Regions from separate parts of the Homo sapiens genome. Here region 2 is linked to region 1. Evidence: chromatin loops called from intact Hi-C (ENCODE). Cell type or tissue: GM12878. All regions are shown on one strand. Links, peaks and the distances in the headings refer to the core of each region. The heading gives the core; the rest is flanking DNA.

The links. Peaks named below come from ENCODE experiments on the same cell type or tissue, not always from the same donor. Only the 100,000 strongest peaks of a DNase experiment are listed, where the experiment ranks them.
Region 2: a loop joins it to region 1, with 2.9 times the contacts of the local background. A loop is called at or near these places in 2 of 110 quality-filtered maps.

What each region holds. Positions count from the first base shown.
Region 1 is chr19:54,550,058-54,552,971 of GRCh38, forward strand. No RefSeq gene overlaps it. Among named protein-coding and RNA genes, the nearest start is that of LILRA2, 22 kb to the right of the region's middle. In GM12878, for the core only: no CTCF peak of the experiment used is centred there; DNase peaks (open chromatin) are centred at 1,464 and 2,074; H3K4me3 peaks cover 817 bases; H3K27ac peaks cover 750 bases.
Region 2 is chr19:54,615,694-54,618,607 of GRCh38, forward strand. It overlaps a transcript of LILRB1 not described here. Among named protein-coding and RNA genes, the nearest start is that of LILRB1, 13 kb to the right of the region's middle. In GM12878, for the core only: no CTCF peak of the experiment used is centred there; DNase peaks (open chromatin) are centred at 458, 618, 1,378 and 2,088; H3K4me3 peaks cover 2,500 bases; H3K27ac peaks cover 2,500 bases.

The sequences.
Region 1 (2,914 bases), core at 207-2,706:
CAATAATGCTGCAGTGAGCCACAGCCTCGCCTCTCAGCTGCACAGGACAGATGTGCAGTGGAACGGGAAGTCAGAATGACCATCCCTGCGGCCGTTATGAGGAGCTGTTCCCTAGGTCTCTACAATGAAAGCTCCTGAAAACAGTCAATGTAGATTTGCACGCTGAGAACAGCACCTCCATTCCCAGCTACCCAGAGCCAGGTCCTAATTCTTGCTTATCCACCAACTCAGTAAATATAAGTCACGAAGGTTGCTTTTATTTTATGTTGAACTTTTTGTAGTTTACTAGCTTGCATTATTTTTTTTAAAAAAGAAAACGAGTTGATATTTTTAACTTTTAAAAATATCATGATGATGGCCGGGAGTGGTGGCTCACGCCTGTAATCCCAGCACTTTGGGAGGCCAAGGTGGGCAGATCATGAGATTAGGAGATTGAGACCATCCTGGCTAACACAGTGAAACCCCGTCTCTACTAAAAATACAAAAAAATTAGCCGGGCATGGTGGTGGGCACCTGTAGCCCCAGCAACCCGGGAGGCCGAGGCAGAAGAATGGCGTGAACCTGGAAGGCAGAGCTTGCAGTGAGCCGAGATCACGCCACTGCACTCCAGCCTGGGTGACAGAGCGAGACTCCGTCTCAAAAAAAAAAAAAAAAAAAAAAAAAAAAAAAAATATATATATATATATAAAATCATGATTTCTCCATTTTTTTCCTTTCCCATTCTCTGACTTAGAATATTTGAGCAACAAAACCATAATTTCCGGTGCAAGAATGACGAAGTTCCTAATTTGAGTCTGCTTAGATACCTGAGCTTAGTCTCAGGCCCACCATGCGCTGTGAACTCATCCCAGGTTACATGATGTGCCTCTTGGCAACTCTGAGTGATGCTAAGTTTCAGGGAAGTGTGCACAGATCTAGGACTTCAGTAATGTTTAATCATCAGAGGCAAATTTGGGAACTTTTTATTTGTTTGTTTGTTTTTTGAGACGGAGTCTCGCTCTGTCGCCCAGGCTGGAGTGCAGTGGCGTGATCTGGGCTTACTGCAAGCTCCGCCTCCCGGGTTCACACCATTCTCCCGCCTCAGCCTCCCGAGTAGCTGGGACTACAGGCGCCCGCCACCACGCCCGGCTAATTTTTTGTATTTTTTTAGTAGAGATGGGGTTTCACCGTGTTAGCCAAGATGGTCTCAATCTCCTGACCTCATGATCCGCCCGCCTCGGCCTCCCAAAGTGCTGGGATCACAGGCGTGAGCCACCAGATTTGGGAACATTTTGTAATGGCAGTGTGTCCTCAAATACCTTGCTTACAGTGAGTTATATTTTTAGAAATTACAGTGCCCATTACACACACACAGCTGTTCCTTCTCTGTACTCACGGGAAACCCACAGAGACCCCTCCACAAACACCTCCGTATCTGCATGAAAGTGTAAAACCACATGAAAGCCGAGCTTGCTATTTACTAGTTGTGCATAGGGTTGTTTGTGTGCATGTGTGTGTGTGTGTGTGTCTTCTAGATACAGTCAGGTTCAACGGCATTATGCTAAATACTTGCCGCTCTAATGAATAATCATCCTCTTGGGGTTTCTCCAGGTCATTTGAATATGGAGACCCACTTCTCCAGTATCTCTCCTAAGAATAACCTTTCAACAGGTTCTTAACATCGTCAGCAAAAATATTTTCAACAAATGTTCCCAAAAGCACCTTAGACTCTGAAGACCTAAAAAAGATATAATACATTCTTTCAGAGCTGTTGGGGAGATCCTCAGCAAACCTACATTATACCATAAACGGTCTCAAAAATAGCTCATTTTCCCATAAGCCATGAGAGATAATGAGATGGGAAGTCCGGAGGAGGGTCTGAGGTGTCTGTGAGGAGCCGCCTCCTCCAGTTTCAGGTCATTGTTCCCTCCATGTGTGTCTAGGAAGCCCTCCCTCCTGACCCCCAAGGACCCTGCGTGGACTGACCCTCCAGTGCAGCTCTGATGTCGGCTACCACAGATTCGCTGTGTACTAGGAGGGGGCACGTGACTTCCTCCAGCGCCCTGGCCAGCAGCCCGAGGCTGGGCTCTCCCAGGCCAACTTCCCCCTGGGCCCTGTGAGCCGCTCCCAAGGGGGCCAATACAGATGCTACGTATGGTGCACACAACCTCTCCTCCGAGTGCTCGGCCCCCAGGGACCCCCTGGACATCCTGATCGCAGGTTGGAGCCCAGTGGGTTCAGACAAGTTCCAAAATTCTGTGCAGAGCTGCGTGTGCGTTTGTAGGGGTGTTTCTGTGTGTGCTTGTGTGTGTGTGTTTGTATGTGTTTGGGTGTGTATATGTATGCATGTTTGTATTTTTGTGTCTGTGTATATTTGTGTGTTTTTGTCTGTACGTGTTTGAATTTGTGTGTTTTTGTTTCTCTCTCTGTAGTTGCATTTGCATGCATCTGTGTGTATGTGGGGAGGTGTGTGTGTGTGTGTAGGTGTGTGTGTGTGAGTTTGAGTGTGTTTCTGTGTGGGTTTATTTGTATGTGTATGAGTGTGTGTGAGTATATGTATGTGTGTGTGTGTTGTGTGTGCGTGTGTGTATGTGAGTGTGTGAGATTGTATGTGTGTGCATGTTGTGTGTGTCTGAGATTGTGTGTGCGTGTGTGCATGTGAGATTGTATGAGTGTTTGCATGGTGTGTGTGCGTGTGTGTGTGAGATTGTGTGTGAGTGCGCATGTGTGTATGTGAGTGTGTGAGATTGTATGTGTGTGCATGTTGTGTGTGTGTATGTGAGTGTGTGTGAGATTGTATGAGTGTGCGTGTGTGTGTGCATGCATGTGTGTAGACGGCATAGCACAGATGGTCACGAGGTGCGCCTGGTTCTTCCGCCATGTCACCGTGTTGTTGGGGAAACGCTGAGTTGAGGGCTCTCCGACAGCCAGGAGC
Region 2 (2,914 bases), core at 112-2,611, 66 kb after region 1:
TAGGAAACCTGACAAAAAAAAAGTGATGGGGAAAGGATTCCCTATTCAACAAACTGTGCTGGGATAACTGGCTATCCATATGCAGACAATTGAAACTGGACCCCTTCCTTACACCATATACAAAAAAACTAACTCAGGATGGATTGATTGATGGATGTAAAACCTAAAACTATAAAAACCTGGAAGACAACCTAGACAATACATTCAGGACACAGGCACGGGCAAAGATTTTATGACTAAAATGCCAAAAGAAATTGCAACAAAAGCAAAAATTGACAAATGAGATCTAATTAAACCAAAGGGTTTCTGCACTGCAAAAGAAACTGTAAACAGAGTAAACTGACAATCTACAGACTGGGAGAAAGTTTTTGCAAACTGTGCATCTAACAAAGGTCTACTCTCCAGTATCTTTAAGGAACTTAAACCAATTTACAAGAAGAAAACAAACAACCACATTAAAATGTGGGCAAACGACATGAACACACGCTTTTCAAAAGAAGACATACATGTGGCCAACAATCATATAAAAAAAGCTCAACATCACTGATCATGAGAGAAATGCAAATCAAAACCACAATGAGATACCATCTGATACCTGTCAGAATGGCTATTATTAAAAAGTCAAGGGACACATGTTCTCAGGACCTCCTGAGTGCTGATCACTCATATTTGGCTCAGAAAAATCTCTTCTAATATATTACAGAGTTTGACTCTTTTTGTCCACAATAATTTGGTGCCTGAACACGTGAGGCCTCAGATAAGACTCAGGACCCCAAAGGAGTTGTCTCAACCTGGAGCTAAGGTACCAGCAGGGGCCCACTGAAAGCCTCCAGGATTTTGAGCTTCTTCTCTGCCAGAAGTGGTAAGTCCTCCTGAGCCCCGACCTCCCTTTGGTTGACGGCCCTTTATTTATTCTGATCTACTATTTCTTTTTCTTTCTAGGAAGTTGTTGTTTAAGGATCCTACTTCTAGTTGGGAGATACATTCTAAAGGGTCTTCTCCATTGCTTTTCTCCCCAAATTAATCTCGATTTGGCTTGTCTGTTCACATTTGCATGAGGAACTGAACTGTTGTTTTCATAGGGAAACGAGAGACTGTGTTTCCTCAGCTTAAAAAAGAAAGGGCATTTTGCTCCTCCCAGCCAAAATGTGGGAAGTGATGAGGGGTGCTTGTGGGAATGTCTGGGGGTGGATGGACCCCATCGTGATGTGAGTGGCCTACAGGGAACACCCAACAAAATGAGTTTTAAAAAGGCTTGTCCAGGAAGCACATATGGGAGCTGGTCACTCTGCATTTTGGGCCCTCCTGGAGGTGTTTAGACCTTCCGAGAGAGAAACTGAGACACATGAGAGGGAAGAAATGACTCAGTGGTGAGACCCTGTGGAGTCCCACCCACAACCAGCACACTGTGACCCACTGCACAAACCTCTAGCCCACAGCTCACTTCCTCCTTTAAGAAGAGAAGAGAAAAGAGGAGAGGAGAGGAGGAACAGAAAAGAAAAGAAAAGAAAAAGTGGGAAACAAATAATCTAAGAATGAGGAGAAAGCAAGAAGAGTGACCCCCTTGTGGGCACTCCATTGGTTTTATGGCGCCTCTACTTTCTGGAGTTTGTGTAAAACAAAAATATTATGGTCTTTGTGCACATTTACATCAAGGTAAGAGAGCCCTAATGGCGGCTTGCACGCTATAGAGTTCCTAAGTTCTCTCTTTCTCTATTTTCTTTTCTGCCTGCTTTACATCTGCTGTTACCTTTCTACTGAGATAAAAACCACTGTTTAGATCCAAATTTTTTTTGCAAGCTGGTAAATTTATATTAATATCTCATGGCTAGAGTTTTGAAGTAAAAGCTACAGGATGTCTGTGTGTGTGTGTGTGTGTGTGTGTGTGTGTGTGTGGTGTGTGTGTGTTTAAAAGCCTTTATGATAGATTTGTATAATTTTATGTTTAATTGGCAGTGAACCCATTTTAATTTCCCTCTAACACACCAGACTTCTTCCTCTGTACTTTGAGATGTAAGTTTTGCTGATTTTTTCTCCTAAAAAGTGTTTCCTGTAACATGGAAATTTAGGGTTATTTAGCTGACAACTGCCTGGGGTAAGGAAACAGGTTATGAAGAGTTTGAAAGGGTTGGGCGTGGTGGCTCACACTTGTATTCCCAGCACTTTGGGAAGCTGAGGTAGGTGACTCATGTGAGATCAGGAGTTCAAGACCAGCCTGGCCAACATGGTGAATCCCTGTCTCTACTAAAAATGCAAAACTTAGCCAGGCAGTAGTGGCACACTCGTAATCCCAGCTACTTGGGAGACTGAGACAGGAGAATCACTTCAGCATGGGAGATGTAGGTTGCAGTGAGCTGGGATCATGCCACTGCATTCCAGTCTGGGTGACAGAGTGAGCCCCTGCCTCAAAAAAAAAAAAAAAGAAAAAAAGAAAAAAAGAAAAAAAAAGAGTTTGAAAGTTTGAGATAGAAAAAAAAGAGGTTTTTTGAATCTATAAGATGTACTTCTATCAGCATGCCTAATGCGTCCATGAATCTGTGTGTGGTGTACATAATGTTTCACTACTAAAAATATACAAAAGAGCTCTAATTAATTGGCTTAAAGAGAATAAAAGTGCTTAAATCAAATACTTTATCAGGACAAGATGCTTCTTCAAGTTCACTTAAGTAAAATCTTTAATAAATAAGCTGGCTTTAAAATTATTGGTAAAATAAGATTAGAAATGTCTTAAGAATTGTTAGCGTTTTTGTTTGCACTTATTGCACAAGTGGTTTTGTGCTTATCCCTGCAGAATAGTATAAGATTTTCCATAAGGGTTATAAAACTATAAACCTGGCCGGGCACGGTGGCTCACGCCTGTAACCCCAGCACTTTGGGAGGCCGAGGCTGGTGGATCACCTGAGGTTGGGAGTTC